2 separate regions of the Homo sapiens genome follow, and region 1 is linked to region 2. Evidence: chromatin loops called from intact Hi-C (ENCODE). Cell type or tissue: Caco-2. All regions are shown on one strand. Each heading gives the region's core, and the rest is flanking DNA. Links, peaks and the distances in the headings are about the cores only. Region 1 overlaps PTPRQ (protein tyrosine phosphatase receptor type Q). Region 2 overlaps OTOGL (otogelin like).

The links. Peaks named below come from ENCODE experiments on the same cell type or tissue, not always from the same donor. Only the 100,000 strongest peaks of a DNase experiment are listed, where the experiment ranks them.
Region 1: a loop joins it to region 2, with 3 times the contacts of the local background. A loop is called at or near these places in 3 of 110 quality-filtered maps.

The regions. Positions count from the first base shown.
Region 1 is chr12:80,602,500-80,613,701 of GRCh38, forward strand. It overlaps PTPRQ (protein tyrosine phosphatase receptor type Q), which reads left to right. Exons shown (of 45, transcript NM_001145026.2): 27 at 2,560-2,681; 28 at 7,940-8,126; 29 at 11,093-11,202. All of the region lies in intron 1 of LOC105369867 (a long non-coding RNA gene), which reads right to left. Among named protein-coding and RNA genes, the nearest start is that of MYF6, 100 kb to the right of the region's middle. In Caco-2, for the core only: a CTCF peak has its summit at 5,429; no DNase peak of the experiment used is centred there.
Region 2 is chr12:80,191,737-80,199,736 of GRCh38, forward strand. All of the region lies in intron 1 of OTOGL (otogelin like), which reads left to right. Among named protein-coding and RNA genes, the nearest start is that of OTOGL, 96 kb to the left of the region's middle. In Caco-2, for the core only: a CTCF peak has its summit at 3,606 (motif pointing right); DNase peaks (open chromatin) are centred at 3,585 and 4,895.

The sequences.
Region 1 (11,202 bases), core at 1,986-9,985, 410 kb after region 2:
CAGATTTGCTTATCTGGTGAGGGTTGCACCCTCTGGAGGGGAGGAACGCGTGTCCTCACACAGTGGAAAGCAGAAGAGCAAGCTATCCAAATGCTTAGTGAAGCCTGTCTTATAAGGACCTTAATCCCATTCACCATGGGAGGTATTCTCATGACGTAATCACCTCTTATAGGCCCCACCTCTTCATACCATCACATTGGCCATTGTATTTCAACATCTAAATTTTGGAGGGGACATGTTCAAATGATAGTAACATCTTATAGCTCTCTAGTATTGAAATAAACCTTTTGACTCTCTTCAGAGCATGTGATTCACTTGAACCAGATATACTGCCCATATTTATACCATCCCAACTTGCAAGAAATTATCTGCAATTTAAAAACAAAGACAGAAACTTTCTCCATTCTGATCCTATTTGCCTCATTCCAAGCTCATCTTTCCATTTGCCAGATAGGCCTCTCAGACTTCTGGAGGTTCTCAAACTCAATGAATATGAATCCAAATTTGTCATCTCCTACCATAGTCTTACCCCACCAAAATCAGTGTATGTTCCTGAATGTGCTGTTGTGAACTGCCAAAATTCACTAATATTAATGCATGAGTTAGCTTTTACTACTTTCTCTATCTCAATTTGCACCCACATCAAATTATTCCGAGTTCTTTTTATTAATCTTTCTATAGTGACTCTAGGTTTCATCTCCTTCTATCTATCCCTTCTGTCACTATTCTTATTTAGGATCTCATGTTTTACTTGGCCTTTTGGAAAGAGCTTATCTACACTCAGTGTTTTTCAAATAACTTAACTTTTTCATAGTTACCTGAGTTGTCTTCCTAAATCAATGGAAAAATAATTCTTTTCTCAAAAACCTCAGCGGAATCCCACTATTTAAAGAATAAACTCCAAATTCTTTAACGTAACAATCAGGTACTCTCTAGCTTAATTCCTAAATTACTACTTGGGCTTGTACATTTTTATTCCTCCATAAATACTGGTCTCTCTGTGATAGTTCTGTTTCTTGGATTTAGGGATTCTGAATCTTTTTTTGTACCATGAATCCCTTTGGAAATCTGGTGAAGTTTATTGACTCCTTCCTAGAGTAATTTATTTTTTACTTGTAAAATAATAACATTACCAAGATAAGCAATTCTACAGCAATACAACTCTATCTGTCTGTGGGTCCTGTTGTTTATGTCTTTGTGGCTTTTCTATGATCCTCCCCTTATCACAGAAGTGCCCCTAACCCTGCTCTATCCTTCTCATCTATCAAAGACTAGTGCAATTCCCACCTTCACTGTGCATCTTTACCTTGCAACCCTGCCCCATCTGTATCATCACTTTGCTCTCTCATTGTAGATTATATGTTATTTATTTCTATTTATCCCTTATCTTTATCTTTTATGATACCTTGGTAATTGACAACAATGTGGCAAATACTGAACTAGCCACTTTTACATACTTTGTTTTCATAATTTCTTTTAAAGCACTATAAAATATTCATATGATGGGGAAACTGAGGTCCAAACATTTTGGTGTTTCACCAAGATCATACAACTTGTATTCTTGCTAGATTATGAGTTATTTGAGGAAAGGAATATTTCATCTTCCTGATTATATCTTCTCCGGATCTGTGGGATAGTACTTTTTCAATAATGTTTGCCCATATGTATTTAAAAATTGAAAATATTGGGAAATACTTATCTCTCAATATTTAATATCATTAGAATTGACTAGGGGCCCCAGGAGGACAGAGGTGTGTGCAGCAGTGTTCTTAGGTTAATGTCTGTGTGAAATTAACTGTGGCTAAATCTTTCCCTGCATACTATTATCTCTCCTAATTCCCAGTGGCTTCACAAATTGAAATTGTACACATAAGGATTTTAAACAGAAACATTTTTAAGATATTGTCTCTTGTTTTGCGTTACTGAAAAAATAACAAAGTAGGACAAATTAAGAAAGTAGAACAAATTAAAGAATTTAATTGGAGTCATAAGGAATTCAAGAAATATTTGAAGATTGCATTTCTAATAATAGATCAGAACAATTGAATAACCATTTCATATTCTCCACCCTCAGTGAAAACAATAAAATCAACTCAATTTACATTTGTAAAACAATATATGTATACTTTCATTATACCAGTTTTAATTTTCAGCTGTGCTTCTCTATCTCTCTGTAGTCAAATACTACGTTTCTGCAAGGGTTTTCTTAAAACAGCATTGCTAGGTTAACTGTTTTAAAATAAAAATATTTGCTTAAAAAGGTTTACTTTAGCAATAGTAATGCTTTCCTTTCAAAATATTATTTCAAGTTTTAAAATAATGAACTTATGATTTTAATTAATTAAGTTTTCATGTGGAAGTTGTTCATCTAGAGTAACTAATTTTAAAGAATTGGATCTTTTTATTTGGTAATGCCTTTAGCACTCTGTGAAATATAAATTAATGTAAAATTAAAATTAATTTATTATGACTATCCATTTTTCATGGTCTTTTCTATTATTGTGCTGTAGCAAGTACTAATTCTAATGTAGCTAGATAATTAATTTTCTATTGTCATAGCTCCAGATGGTCCTCCTGAAAATGTTCATGTAGTAGCAACATCACCTTTTAGCATCAGCATAAGCTGGAGTGAACCTGCTGTCATTACTGGACCAACATGTTATCTGATTGATGTCAAATCGGTAAGGCATGTCTTACCTTCTGTAAAAGCCAGTATAAAATGGTTAATAATACAAGATTTGGAACCAGACTATTTGAATTTGAATTTTGGCTCTGTTAGACAGTAGGAAAATTACTTTACTTGTTTGTGTTTCAATGTCTACATCTGTAAAGATTAATAATAGTAAACAGGGTATGAGGACTGAATCAGTTAACATGCATAAAGAACTTGGAACATTCCCTGAGATATGGTAAATGCTCAATAAATATAAGATATTAGTAACATTATTATAATATGTTTTATCAGTGTATAGAATGTGTATATATATGTATGTATATATACACACATACAAGTGGTTAAATTGGTAGTAATACAAATATCTGGTTTACAGTACGGTAGAAAGTAATTCATAATACAAAATGAGAAGAGAGAAGGCATTAGGAGAAATATCTTCCAGATAAAATAACATCAGAGCTAAGTCTTGAAAAATAAGTGAAGCAGAACATAAAAGGTAAATGGGAATAGGGGTGTAAAAAAGTAAGCCTCATTCAAGAAAAATCAAGTCTTTTGGCAATCCCAGGCTATAGCATTAAAAAAAATAAGTTCTAAGAGATGAGGCTAGATCCAGAGGCTGACTATACAACAAGTTACAGAGTTAGGGTTTTATGTTAAGGGCAGTGGGGTGCCAGTTGGTGATACAGATTTCTACTGTATAACATAGGCATGGTTGCAGTGTAGAGGATAGATTGAGAGCAGTATGGGGGGTGTAAAATCAGGCAAGGAGACAGGAAACTATAAAAGGGCAAGGAAAAAGAACAGAGGAAATGTAGCAAGAGAACGAATGAAAAATAATCTAAACCTATAGAATTTGGTGAAAAATCAACTAACTCATGATGGTGAGTGAGTAGGATAATTAAGGATGATTGTAAGTTATATGACAGAAGATTATGAGGAGGAACAGATCTGTAGAGGAAAGGAATGAGTTCAGTATTAGACACACTGAGTTTGAAATATGTGGCAGTCCTCCAGGTCAATACACCCATTGGCAGTATTAAATATGGATCTGGAGCTCAGGAGAGAAATTCTGGATTTCCAGATTTGGGTAATGTTAGTATTTAGAAGATAGTCAAAATTATAAGAGTGAATGAGATTCACTATGGAATGTGCAAAGTAAGATGACAACCTAAGGACAGCACCCTGGGGACTATCAACACTTAAATAAGAGGCCATTGAAGAGACTGAATGGGAGTAGATAGCCATTTGGATGGAAATCCAGGTATGAAAGTCAAACCCTTCATATAAGATAGGATGCTCAATGATGTCAATAATGCAGAACTGTTAGCCAGAATAAAGACTGGAAGTATTTCCTTTGCACCCTGCTTGGGTTTTGCTGGGCCTGATGAACACAGTTTTCTAATAGCATCTTATGCATTAAATTGTATAGCATAGTGATTTCTCCTCCTTTCTCTCTGTCTCTTGACCAACTTTATAATTTTATTATGTCTTTGTAGTATTCCTTAAATGGAGATATAATGCTTCTATCTCAAAAGACCTGTCATCATTAAAATAAAATTGAAAGAATTGTTGATGTATTTGTTCTCCAATTCAGTCTCTATTTTCTGTTCCTTTTGTAGAGCATATTTGTGAAGATTTTAGTATGTAATTAGCCAAAAATAATTAGCACGAATGATGAATGCCCTGGGAATATGCATTAAAAACAAATTATAAAATGATAAAGCTTTACTCTGTCAAATGAAAGGCACTTTATTAATGAAAATAGTTCTCCCTTGGAAATTCTGCTTAAAGGAACAAAAAAAATAAAACATATTAAGAAGTGATTTTGTAATCTCATTCTTGTAGCCTTCTTGCTGAGTTTCAAAGTGAGCAAGGGAAAGAGGGTAGAATGGGAAGATAACAAATATTTTAATTGCTTATTTTCTACAAGTTACATGTTCATCTCTTCCTATTCATTATCTTATTATATGTTATCCAGCAATATTTTCATATAAACATTATTACCTTCATTTTGCATAAAAGAAATCTAAGGAACAGAGACGGTGAATAACTTCTCACAGAGCTAAGACTTGGCTAAAACTAACAGATCAACAATGGTTTGACAGGAGAAAGGGAAGGTCATTAAATAACAAATAAAATTCGCCAACATAAATATAGCCTCACCAAAACTCCTTTAGATCAACAATAGCAAGAACAGATTCAGATAGAACCTAGTAATTCACAGTTTCTTTAGGATTCTTGGAATTAAGTAGAGGTATTTCCTTCCTTCCTTCCTTCCTTCCTTCCTTCCTCCCTCCCACCCTCCCTCCTTCCCTTACTTCCTTCCTTCCTTCCTCACACATTTTAAAATACTTCCAATGTACCAGAACTGTGCTAGGTGCTGGATATGTAGAAGTGAACAACTCTGATAAAGCACTTCTGCAGCTCATTTCATTAATATGTAATTATCAACATTCAAGAATCACTGGTTCCCAGACTAAGGAAGAATACATAGCATTGCACTTGGGACTTATTGTGCAGCCTGTCTTCTACAAAATACTAGCCACACCGATAAAACTCTTAACTTTAAAAGTGTAAACAAAAATTGTCAATCTTAATAAAATGTAAATATCATCCTAGATGATTCTGCTGGAAATTAATGCATTTAGGATCATTTTCATTGTTCCTTTTACTCTTTGACTGAACAAATTGTTATGAGTAGCTTCTGTGCATCAAGACAAGGATGAAAAACATAAAGCTCTGCTGTCAGGTAGCTCACACCCTAGTGGTACACACTGGAATAGAAACAGCTAATTATAGAGTTTGAGGTATGAAGTTTTGTGGGGAATATAAGGTAACAAAATAATTAAAGTTCCTGTTATGGGAGGAATAGAAGATAAAGGAGACTTCATAGAGCAGGTTAAATATATTCTAGGACTTGACGAATGAATAGGGGTACACAAGATGGGAAAGGGTGGAGGCGGGGTAGGAAGAGAAAAAAAATAGGAAGTGGGGCAGGAAGAGGAGAACCAGAGTCTAATTGCTGATAATGAATATAAAGTAACACTTCAAAAATGATGAAAGACATTTTATAACAATAGATTATCAAGTACAATATGAGCAAACAAACTTGGAATTGATTGAAGGAAAATGAGTCAGAAAGATGTGATTTCAGTCCTGGGTAAGTGGACAAGTAATAGCTAACAACAACAAAGGTGTAGTAGGTTTAATAAAGAAAGGTAATGATGATCTTTTGTACTGCCAAATTTGAGGACCGAGAATTCCTTTCAAATTTTGTTAAATACTTTTAAAGATATAATATATGCGTGCCATGTCATATTTTGCGACTTGATATTTGTTATCTATTGTTTTAATGGAAGGCATTGGAAGAGTATAATTTATAAATTATACTTATAAATTATAAATTTATAATTTATAAATTATAAATAGTTAAATTTATAAGATCAAACCCAGTGACCTTGTGGAAGTGTAGAATTCTATGGACTCTTGAAAGACCTGGGCTCAAATCCTTCCTCTGCTACTAAGTAACCCTGAGGAAGTCACCTTACCTCTATAAAATCAGAATTCAAATAGCTATAAAAGACAAGTGACATGAACCAGTAGTCAAAGTGAAGCCAATTGAGTGGGGCTCCAATGAATGGGACCCAGGCCCCTTTACAGAGGTCAATAGTTACCCATCTCTGCACCTCTCAATAATATTTTTTCAGCATGAAATTAAGCCTAGTCTTAAGGAAAATTACAAAAAGCATATTTTTATGTGATATTCAAATGTTAACAACTAGTTAAATACACATTTTCTGCCAGTGGCATATATTCCTGATCAATAGGATTTCTACGCTGATTTGTTTTTCTTCCATTTTCGAGAAGTGGGGCATTTCTGTCCACTGCTCTGTCTTAAGGTGGGAATGATCTATTTGACTGTATGCAACGATAGTATTATTTATATCATCCTTTTACTATGTTTCTTTTTTTTCTTTTTTTATAGCAACATCTTTTTTTTAAAAAAAAATTGAGTTAATTTTATTTACATTACCTCAGCAAACATCTCTATAAATGAGTTTCCAGGACAACATTTACAATATAGTTATACCATATGCAAATCAATGTGTGTTTCGCCATATTATCAATAAAATATGTTCTTAGCAAAGAGCATTAAAAGAATACATTGAACCAACCAACCAAACAAAAAATATTTCAAAGTTATAAGGGAAGGTCAAGTTGAAAATGGACTTAATAGTGTTCACTGTGTATAAAACCTGGTTTTAAGTGTTTCAATTAAGATACCTGAAAGTAGTATGTATGATAGGATTTTGAATTTTCTCATGGTTATCTTGGGAAAAGCCCTTCTACTTAGTGCTAGCAAGTTTAGTTATGTTTAATATCTGGAGTGAATAGGCCAGAACCTCCATAAAGGACAGACTATGTTTGAACAAATCATATAGCTACATTTCATATGCCTAAAGACACTCATTTATGCACATTAATAATTATGACATCCACAATTAATTACTATCCAGTGCTACACATAGTACTAAATCAGAGTTTTTCAAACTGCAGCCATCATCAGAATTTTTAAATGAGGTGGAATAAAGTTAAAAAGAGCAGAAAATATCAAAGTGTACTTCAGAAAGATGGTGTATTTCTGAAAAATGTGTTACAGTCATAAGATACGTATATATTTTATATCTATCAGTCTTATCTTCTGAATTATGTTACAAAGAGTGTTTCCTTTTGTGGGTAATGGTGAAAAAATATTGAAATCTATGTGCCAACTACTTTAGATTTGTCCTTTCTAAATCTCAGTGAAACACTGTAAATAGTTGTTATTAGCCCAATTTTACATGCATTGAAAGACTAGACTGTGTAGGTGGTTTCTCAAATACTACAGGAGCTATAAGTGGCCAATTTGGGATTTGAGGCCTGTGTGATTAGGTACCAAAACCTCTATGCTTTCTTCTACAAAATATTGGAGTCAAAAGTAGAGTTTCATTGACTGCAAAGATGATTTTTGCTTATTTATTTAATGGGTTGGTTAATCACGGTTGGCTGGTTTGTCTTTTTTCTTTTACTTTCAACTATTAAAATAATTAATAATTAGTAAGCTGTTATAATAGCACTTTAGATTTCCCAGAGCAATCTGATTGTAAAATAAATAAATACAAATTTGGCTAGATAAATACATCTCACGTAGCTTTGTATTATTATGTTTTGGTGACTCAGATTTCAAGTGCTGCTTCCTTAATTTTTACTTATATTTTCCTATAGGTAGATAATGATGAATTTAATATATCCTTCATCAAGTCAAATGAAGAAAATAAAACCATAGAAATTAAAGATTTAGAAATATTCACAAGGTATTCTGTAGTGATCACTGCATTTACTGGGAACATTAGTGCTGCATATGTAGAAGGGAAGTCAAGTGCTGAAATGATTGTTACTACTTTAGAATCAGGTAAGGAGAATTTCTCAACCTTGCTAAAAATTGACTGAGATTTAGCTGGCTTTCTTACAGTTCATCATACTCCACCAAAAAAGGATATGTGTTATGAGAAGTTTTTAAAGCATATAAACAAAAAAATTAGTGACTCTCTGCAACTGACAAAAAGGAAGATTTCTATTTATATTTTTGAGGTAAAGAGGAGTTATGTAGAATATTCAATCCTTGTAAATACAGCAACAATTAAAGGTATCCGCTGTATTTCTTTGCACTTATTTAATCTGCTAGTTGTTTCAGAAATTAAGTAAGCTTGCCTAAGAGATAATATTTCCAACTGTCTATATCCAATAACACTTCAACTAAAATTCTATTTCAATTATTTCTGTCCCATTATTTGAATGAATATTAAACTTGTAATACTCTGTGAGTATTAAATAATCTGGAATTCGAAAGTAGAATCCAGCTCACATTTATCACAGCTGTTGTCTTCCCTTAGTCAAGTAATATATGTCTTATTATATAACTCTTTGATAAATGTCAGAATACATACAGATTTCCTCAAGTTCTTATGAACAGGGTCTGAATGAATAATAAGATTGTAACCAATAAGAAATAAATTTGGAAATCAACATCCCAGAACTTGCTTGCCCCATCCTCCTTCAGACTCCTGATGTTCTTTGCCACCAGATATATCATTGGAAAAAGCAGATGAAGGGATATGTTGCTATAGTTTATTTGTTGCTATCTGTAAGGTAAGTATAGGAAGTAAAATTTTTTTACAGCTAGTTTTTTTCGTTACATTATATTCTCTATGCATTTTGTCTGTAAAGTTATGGTTCTAAATTAAAAGGTAAATTTTATTATCAGCATCCTAAAATTCCATTTGTTCCTATTCGTCTGCCAAGTATCACAGGTATCTATTTTCTGATTATGCTTTTTACTTCTCAATCCCTCCTACCTGTGAGGAAAGATATGATGAATGTACTCACATTTATACCATAAAGCATTGTTTGTCAAATCTTAATGTGCTATCTGTTTCAAGGATATCACAATTTAATACATTTTTACTAAATCTCTAAGAGTAGAATTTTATGTGTATAACCAAAAATCTGGGTACTAGGAAATTTTTTACAACATTGAGAGAATTCCTTGGTTTATCTGACTTAAAATCACATCCTAAATTTAGAGAAACATCTCATAAGAAAATATATTTATGACACAGCATAAAAACGTGTAGTAACAAATGCAAAAATATCTCTCTTGAACCAACTTAACCTTTATTTTAGCTTTGCATTTTTCCATTTAAAATGAAATATTTGACACAATAGTACGTTTATCTGCTTCTCTCTCTTTTATTCTTTGCTGTTAATTTATTTACATTTTTTGCAAGATAATGAAGCTTGAATATCTGAACTGTTGACAGCCAAATATTACATTTCTTCATGGAAATTCTTTACTTAGTATGGAAGGATATAACTATTTCAAGTTGAACAAAATAGATATAGTCATTCAATCAGTCACTTATATAAAGAACACTAATTATGTTATGCATCAAGAAGTAGCTCCTTTATTCATAAAATAACTTTTATCCTCATACATATTTTAATAATGTATTGGTGCTTAGCTTGTCATATGTTAAGCTGTTATTTATCTAAAATAAACTAAAATATTTATACTATATAAAGAACTCTTAAAACCCAGCAATTTAAAAAAATCCAATTAGAAAATTGGCAGAAGACATGAACAGACATTTCACCACAAAGGAGACATTGTTGGTAAAACAAACAAACAAACAAAAAATGACAACATAAGTTTTCAATACCATTAGCCATTCGGAAAATGCAAATTAAAGCCACAATAAGGTATTATTGTCTATGTACTAGAACAGATAAGGTAATAATTTAAAATATGGCGATGATACCCAATGCTGGCAAGGGATGCAGAAAGACTGGACCTCTCATACATTGCTAGTAGGAATGTAAAATGGAATAGCCACAATGGAAAATAATTTTGCAGCCACTTATAAAACTAAACATGAAATTACTGTGTGACCCAGTAGTCACACTCTTGGGCACTGATCACAGAGAATTGAAAAATTATGCTCACACAAACATCTGTCACCAAGATTGATTGCAGTTTTATTAGTAATAATGAAAACTGGAAACAACCCAAATGTTTTTCCATGATTAAACAAACTCTGCTACATCCACAAAATGGAACACTACTCGGCAATAAAAAGAAGAATGTACTATTAATACATGTAGTATCCACCTTGATGGACCTCAAGGCCATTGTGCTATTGTCATTTTCAAAATGACAAAACTATACAGAGGAAGAGTTATTAGTGTTGTGAAGAAGCATATACTGCAAATAAAAGAGGATACTAGGAGAGAGTTTCTTTAGGGTGATGTAATAGTTTTATATCTTGTTTACGGTGGTGGTTAAAGGAATCTATACAGAAGACAAAATTGCATAAAAGTATAACAAAACATGGAAAGGGGTGAAATTGGGATAAAGTCTGTAGCATTAACAGTATTGTACCAATATCAGTTTCCTGGTTTCATATAAACTCCAGTTACATAAGATATTACCAATGGGGAAAACTGGGAGAAAGTTAAATGGTATGTCCTGTTTTTGCCACTTCTTTTGACTCTAAATTGTCATGCCATTGCACTCCAGTCAGGGTGACAAAGGGAGACCCTGTCTCGAAAACAAACAAAAGATTAAAATGTCATAGAAACACATTCTGTGTAAAAATAAGTGCATATAAAACAAACAAACTGGATCACCATTATGGTTGCTGTGAATTACAGATGTCAATGATTCTATAATGCGTCAGTCATTTTGCTAGTTTTTGCAGTTTATATGGTTTAATTTGTGGAATACTCTTTAAAAACAGAAGTTCAAAGCAAATAAATTTATGTGGAGATAAAAAGGAATACAATATTTTTAAAAATTAATTGTTAAATATTTTATTTTAGCCCCAAAGGACCCACCTAACAACATGACATTTCAGAAGATACCAGATGAAGTTACAAAATTTCAATTAACGTTCCTTCCTCCTTCTCAACCTAATGGAAATATCCAAGTA
Region 2 (8,000 bases), core at 1-8,000:
TGGCTGGGGATCAGCAAGCGTAAGGCAGTCCTGGGCTCAGCTTTGCTGCTCACTAGCTCTCTGACTTTGGACAAATCATCTCGCTCTCTTGTGAATGGCAAGAGAGGAACTAGAGACTGCTGTACCAGCTTTACATACTGTGGTGCATTAGATGAGATTTATATTTTATTGAAATATCACTTAGAATTCTAAGCGATATTTCATTCAATTTTGCTTTCAAGAAATCCATATTCACTTATAAGTTATTACATTAGCTATCCCTTAGAAGAATCGTATTTTCATCTCAAGAATATGTAGAACATTGTGAAAGAGGTATCAAGACTGATCCTAACCACTGTTGTTGTTTTCCTCCTCTTCTTTCCCTGACTTGTGTAACTTCCATGTTTGGATACATTGTTTTGTCACTCTTGAATACCTACAGGACATATGGCAAACTTTTTGATGAGATCAGTAGGACAAGTCAGACCTCAGAGCAAAACTTTCTGCTCAGCAGTTGTTTCTGTTCTCATACACTTTGCTGTGTGGTTGATTTTCTAACTCTGACAAAACCAGTGCAGTTCTAGGAGGGGCCCCGCCTGCTGGTCCGGTCATGGTCAACTACCCTGCCCTGACTGAGATGGCCATAGCCTAAGATCAGGCAGGGACCCCTCCTCCCCATGGAATTCTCTTCCAGCTTCTTATTCCTAGCCCCCTTTCTTTGCTCTCACCGTGTGATCTGACTTTCTCACAGAAGTTTGTGGGAAAATAGAGGCTATGTTTGCCCTCCATGTGGTTAAAAGTGAATTTCCATGCTGGAAACATTGCTTCACTAAAATAAGGTCCTAGATTTTACATAAAAAAAGGAATTTTCTCCAAGATGCTGTGAAGCATTACCCAACTGCCACTCTGGTCACTAAAAATAAAAATAGCATGCTCTCTTAACAGGCAAGTCTTTTTGGAGAAAAATGCTGTGTAATTCTAAGTGAAAAAGAACATGAGTATTTTTGTCCAATGTCTTCGTATATTTAGGGGAAATACCGTCAAATTAAAAAAATTCTGATAATTGATGAAAATGATTAAGACCTAGTAAGTGGTTGTTAGAAATCATTTTTTAAATCATAAAAATCCCAGAAGTAAGTACCGTGAGTATATAGTATGTACCCAAATATTTCATGAAAAAATAAAGGTTACTACTCAGATAATCTTTGGCTGAAACTAAGAGATGAGGGAAATATCCTCTTCATTCTTACATAGTATGGGCTCATTGAAAATACTAAAAAAAAAACCGAATCAGTTGAATTTGAGAAAATTGTGGAATTTTTTAGCAAGATTTGGAACATTGAACATCTAGATTAGGCTCCCTAAGTCCCTTCAATTGGACAATATAAAATGTCCTCTAGATGGAGCAGCAGGCTTTTTCTTTAAGACAAAGAATTCTTATTTTTGTGAAAGGAACTTCAGAACTTCATTTTAAACAGAACATAATTTAAAGAACCTTATTCTTAAGAATAAGGTAAGCAGGCCAGGTATAGTGGCTCACACCTGTAATCCCAGCACTTTGGGAGGCTGTGGTGGGCAGATCACAAGGTCAGGAGTTCGAGACCAGTCTGGCCAACATGGTGAAACCCCATCTGTACTAAAAATACAAAAGTTAGCTGGGCATGGTGGTGCATGCCTGTAGTCCCAGTTACTCGGGAGGCTGAGGCAAGAGAATCACTTGAACCTGGGAGTTGGAGGTTGCAGTGAGCCAAGATTGTGCCACTGCACTCCACCCTGGGTGTCAGAGTGAGACTTCATCTAAAAGTAATAATAATAATAATAATAATAAGGTTAGCATATATTATTGGGAATATCCATTCTTTGATGAAGGAAATGTTATATTTCAGACAATGTAACTTATCCTCATATATGCTGGAGTAAAATGCATTTGATTTAAAAGTTTTCCAAGTGAGATTCACTGAGTTTTGGAGGCTTGCGGTACATGTGCAAGAGCCAGGAAGCTATGGATGTTCTTTAAAGATGTGAGTATAACTGAGAGGGAGGAATGGTGAGGACTGAGAATGACAAGGGTTAAGGAAAGTCCTTTTGTTTAGACAGAAACATTTTCCAAAGATGGTTTCAGTGTCTGCCTAAATTGGATTTGTGAATGTGAAATATAGAAAGCTTGAAGTCATCTGACACATCCGCCTCATTTTACAAAAGAAGATGCCAAGACCCAGAGAAGTAGCTGTCATTCTGTTGTATCAGTGGAGTTAGTGATGGCACAGAACAAAATTGGATAAGCAGTGTAGTGGACCTTTGTTGTTTTAGCTGCCTCTGACTAACAACACTGATTTTCTTTTGGGAATTATACTCCTCCAAGTGTATGGAATCTTGGAAAGCTAATAAAGGAAGCCGAGGGGTCCCTAGATACTCCTGTATAGCCAAACGTTAGGCATGTGACCTAGTCAGGCACTCGAGGGACTTCAGATCTTCAGCAGAGTTTTTATAAGGAAATATGAAACAGTTGGAATTCATTTATTTTAGATGATAGCCTAATATTCATTTTACTAAGTATGATTCTTCAACCTTCCTGCTAGTTCTGTGGGATCTCCAATAACCCAATAATTCCCCTTTTTGCTTAATGCTTGGGCAGAGTTAGTTTCTTCCGATACTTGCAACCAAAGAACCTTGAGAAACTCCCTAGCCCATCAATGAAGCAAGACCTTCTAATTGCAAATTTAAATCACCCAACAGAATCACCATAAGTCACCAAGAGTAATATAAGACTTATTCATATAGGGAAAATAAACACACTCTAATCCCATAACCAAAAACATAATCAGAATATTATGCTCTAATTCTTTTGAGTCATGACAAATTTTCAATTATAGAAAGAAGAATCTGACAATACTGCTGTAATAAACATTTGTTGACTAAATGAGAAAAAGTTTTCCATTATATAACATTATACTAGAGAGCGCTCTAAAATATATTTAATGTAGCACTTACATTTATTTTTTCTGATTATAAAAGTAATACTGATTTATTTTGCCCAGATTTATCTTAAATATTAAAATTTAAAAAAATAAACTTTCGCTTGTTTTCCTATTAGAAATCAGAAAAGGGGCAAATAAATACCAAACTGGAAACATTGTACAAGCCACAAGCCATATGATATTTGAATCAGACTAAAATAACAGTGGAATAATGAGTTCTTTACAATTTTTTTCCCTTTCAAATTCCTTCTCAAAAAGCATTTGACTTAACCCTATTACTTAGAAAAAGTGTTGCAAAAGCCTCATTTTAAAAAAATGTAATTCCTTTTAATGTACCCAGCAAGTGGACCCTCCCTCCCTCTCTCCCTTTTTAATATCTCAGAATACAATTTTTAAAAGGGAGCTTGATGTTTATAAGTTTCTTTAGGCTATTATAACTAATCTTTGGAATGATTCAACATTATGTGATTTATAAACTGAAAAGTCTCATATGTCAACAATGAAATCTACTAGAAACAGGCCATTCTTATCTTAATAGCATTTTAAGACAGAATTTGCAGTTTGGCTCAGCTTAGCAAGGCAGGGAAAAGAATGGTTAACAGCCTGAGAGCATGCACACTGACGTTCAGTAGTGAGCCAGCAGAGGGCTTTTCTGTACTTGCAAAAAGCAACTTGTTAATGGCAGATTCCTAGCTCAATTGAAGAATGATTACTTTATGGAATATAAGGTCATGCTAAAGGGAAATCAATTTCCTATACACAAGGTAAATAAAAATAAAATAGGCTGGTTAGTAGAATGAAGGCAGACAAGGAGTTAAAATAGGCTGGTTAGTAGAATGAAGCTTATATGATTTAATTCAGCCTAATATTTGACTTATTAATGAGCCATCTTTTTGAAGATCACAATGTGTATTACTCAGATAGAAGTCCAGGTAAAAACTTATCAGTCTGTGGGGCCCACTCAAGTTAGATTTTGATATAGACAATGCCCTATCATGGCTCTTTAAGGGTCACAGTGGTGTGCTGGAGCCAGCTCCTGGTGGCTCCTGAATGCCCATTATTAAATTTGGAGGAATTTTGTGAGCCGGTTGAAATCACATTAGTAGCTTAAAATTGGCCATAGTGGGAGTATTTATACCATGGACATCTGCAAACACTACAAAGTAGGGTCCTCCCCTTTCCCCAGTGGAGGTTGTTAAACGGTTACCAGAATATCACTGAACATAACAAAAAAGGGGATTTTCTTGAGAACTGTGTCATCTAAAATCATGAATACATTCTCATGCCTGTTCATGCCTGTCTTGTCCAGCCCAGCTGGTATGCAAAAAATCATCCTTGAAGGTTTGATTTCATCTTTCAAATATTGGGAGTTCAATCTGGCTCTTTCTCTACTAATAAGTGAGTGGGGTCTGGAGGTGGATTCTGGAGCCACTAGTGTTTGCTGTGCAGGTGGATGAGATGGGGAGCATCTTGGTGTGTCTGTGAGCCTTGGTGTATCCATGAACATTGAGCTACAGTCCCCCTCCTTTTCTCCATTGCTTAATTTGTACCCTCTGTTTAAAATGCAGTCAATGCAATTTTTCCCAGGGACAGTTATCCTATCTACAGCCTTTCAACTATGCACCTTACATGACATCTATCATTGTTGATGTGATAATATTGTTATTTATAAATGTAGACGGGGTCTCAGATTTATTAACGCTACACTAAGATGTACAATGAACAATTAGGTTTTTATTTTTATTTTTCTGTAGTTGACCTTATGACTGTCATTCACTGCTCTGTTTGGATGACTTAGGTAAATGTCTTTCAGAATTCCAGTCCTTTGCCTGCTGGCCCCTAGGTGTGGGAAGTGGAGGGGGTTTCACTTGTTCTTGTCTGTCTTAGGGAGACTGGTTCTTCCACCTGGACATCGTTCCCCGGAGGCATGTTGGTCTCTGCTGCAGGTGTCTGCTCTGGGCTTCTCCTTAGGCTGAGGACCTTTGCTATACAAATGGTCTTCTCCCTAGGGCTCTGCTGATATCTGCAGCTGCTGATGAAAGCCACTGTAACCCCTGCTTTGTTCCAGTTATTTTCTCTGATGATTTAGGGCTCTATATCAGCTCTTACTGGCTTTGTGAGAAGTCTAACTGGATTTCCTCCTCTAGGCCAGGGCCTTCCAAATTTAACCTGAGACTGGTTAAGGCCATGAGGGGAAGGGGGTGGTCGGACATGCCTCATTATGCCCTCCTCCATTTTATAATTCAGGAAAAGCCAACCAGTACTTAACATCAATACACACCTTAAGTCTGATAAGAAACATTTACAATCTATTTTCTCTGAAGCCTGCTACCTGGAGGCTTCATTGGCATGATACAACTTTGGTGTCCACAACCTCTTATGTAATCTGGGCATTCCTTTCTATTGATAATAACTCTTTCAGCCAATTGCCAATCAGAAAAATTTTAAATCTACCTATAACTTGGTAGCCCGCCATTTCAAGTTGTCCCACCTTTCTGGACTGCACCAATGTATATCTTAAATGTATTTGATTGATGGCTCATGTCTCCCTAAAATGTATAAAACCAAGCTTTGTCTCAACCACCTTGTGTACCTGTTCTCAGGGTCTCCTGAGGGCTGTGTCATGGCCATGGTCACTCATATTTGGCCCAGCCTCCCAAGTGGCTGGGACTACAGGCACCTGCCACCATGCCCGGCTAATTTTTGCATTTTAGTAGAGACAGGGTTTCACCATGTTGGCCAGGCTGGTCTTGAACTCCCGACCTCAAGTCTCCCAAAGTGCTGAGATTACAGGTATGAGCCACCGTGCCTGGCCAGAATAAATCTTTTTAAATAATTTATAGAGTTCGGCTATTTTTGTCAACACCACTGAAATCTGTCTATGAATCCCTGACCATGCTATTCAGCCTGCAGACTTCTGCTACCGAGGTGATTCTTAATTCAGAGGCCCTCTTACAGCTCTGAAGCAGAGGCAGGAAAGCCGATTCCACAAAAGGCACTCTAATGGCAGAAACAAAGTATGGATAAGCAAAGAGATGAGTCGAGTTCAGCTCTCCAAGGCAGCCCGCAGAGGCGTGTGGTGGCATCTTTCTCCTTCCCACAGTCCCTCTGGATGTGAGCGATGGGGTTGAACTCCATTCTCCTCTTTCCTCACTGGGGACTCTATCGTATGAAACCCTAAGATCTAGTCCCTCAATCTTTCCTCTTAATATGTACAAGGGGGACATAAGTAGTATAAAAATTTCTTTCTTTGGCTTTCAAACTTTCTATTTTTTTTTTACAGGTAAAATACTTCATTTTGTATGTTTGAAGCTGATTATTATATATTCCTTTCTTCCTCTTTGTTTTCTGGCCAAAATCATCTAAATCCCCAAGGAAGATTTGTGGGAGCAGGCCACAAGAAATTGCAAAAGAGAAGGACATATTGATATACTTAAAATATTCTCCCCGTTACATATGCTTAACTTCTCTCACCCCCTGGAGTAGAAGCTTTTTCAGAGAAGTCTCTTCTGCTGTTCAAGAATGGTTCTCTTTTGAGTATCCTCTTTTATCTGTGTCTTCAATATCTCCCTATTTGTGGTAAGCTTCCTATCAGTTTAAAAATAATTACCTGGCTGGGTGCGGTGGCTCATGCCTGTAATCCCAGCATTTGGGGGGCCGAGGCAGGCGGATCATGAGGTCAGGAGATTGAGACCATCCTGGCCAACATGGTGAAACCCCATCTCTAATAAAATACAAAAATTAGCTGGGCATGGTGGCACGTGCCTGTAATCCCAGCTACCTGGGAGGCTGAGGCAGGAGAATGGCTTGAACCCAGGAATTGGAGGCTGCAGTGAGCCGAGATCATGCTACTGCATTCCAGCTTGGCGACAGAGCAAGACTCCATCTCCAAATAATAATAATAATAATAATAACAACCTGTATCCTTCTAAATAAATAAACAAAACAACTCTCCATGGACTTCACATCTATCCAAACCTGAATCTTCTCTGATGTTTCCTATCTCAGTAAATGACATCACCATCAACTTAATTAGTTGTGCCAGAAAACATTATCCTTTACATCTTCTTTCACCTCATGCCCCATGCCTGATTAACTAGCAAATTCTATTACTCTGTTTCTGAAATCTGTTTTGAATTAGTTTCTTTTCTCAATTCCATACCTTCCATCCTAGACCAAATAGCTATCATCTCTTGTGAACTACAGTGGTTTCCTGTGGCTGTTTTCCTCCATTTAGCCTTGTTCTCCTTGAATACTGAGTGATCTTGAAATTAAAATATACATAACCTGTAATATGCGTGTGCATATTTATGTGCAATATATTTGTATATGTGTACATATATGCATGCACACAATCCTGTTTATATTACTCCTTTGCTTCAAACTTGCCTTTAGCTTCTGTTATTGGGATGAAGTTCAAAATCTTACAATGGCCCAAAGCACTTGAATGACCTCACTTTGCTATACCCACATCCCAGCCTTGTGCAATTCTCTCCCTAGCTTACTTTGCTCCAGTCACAGTAGGTCTTCTATTTCCTCAAACCTACCATGCTTTTTCCTTCTTAAAACATTGACATAAGCTATTTTCTCTGCTTAGTAGAATCTTGGTTCTCTGGCTAACTCCAGTTCTCAGTTTAAAACCCTTTCCTAGAAGACCTTCTAGATCCTCCCCTTTCCTGCAAGGCCCTTTCAGGGCATCTTGTATTTTTCTTTAATAACACACAATTGCAGTTGAATGATTATTTTTATCATGATTTTAATGTTGTTTTCCTCACTGAATTGTAATCTTTGAAGAGAGAGGCCATCTTATTCATTGAGCTATTTCTTCTGCTTATCAATGGAATAATAGTGCCCATTGAATTAGTTTAATAGATGATTTGTGTAAGTTTTATTTGTATAGAATTCATACCATCTAATGTATGGTTTTACTCATAATAAATATCTCAGAACTTATATTAATAATTATTAATAATTTTCATGATCACTTGTCTTTTTCTCTCTGCCTGCTTCTAGGAGTCTCTGTTCTCTCTTGTCTATATGAAA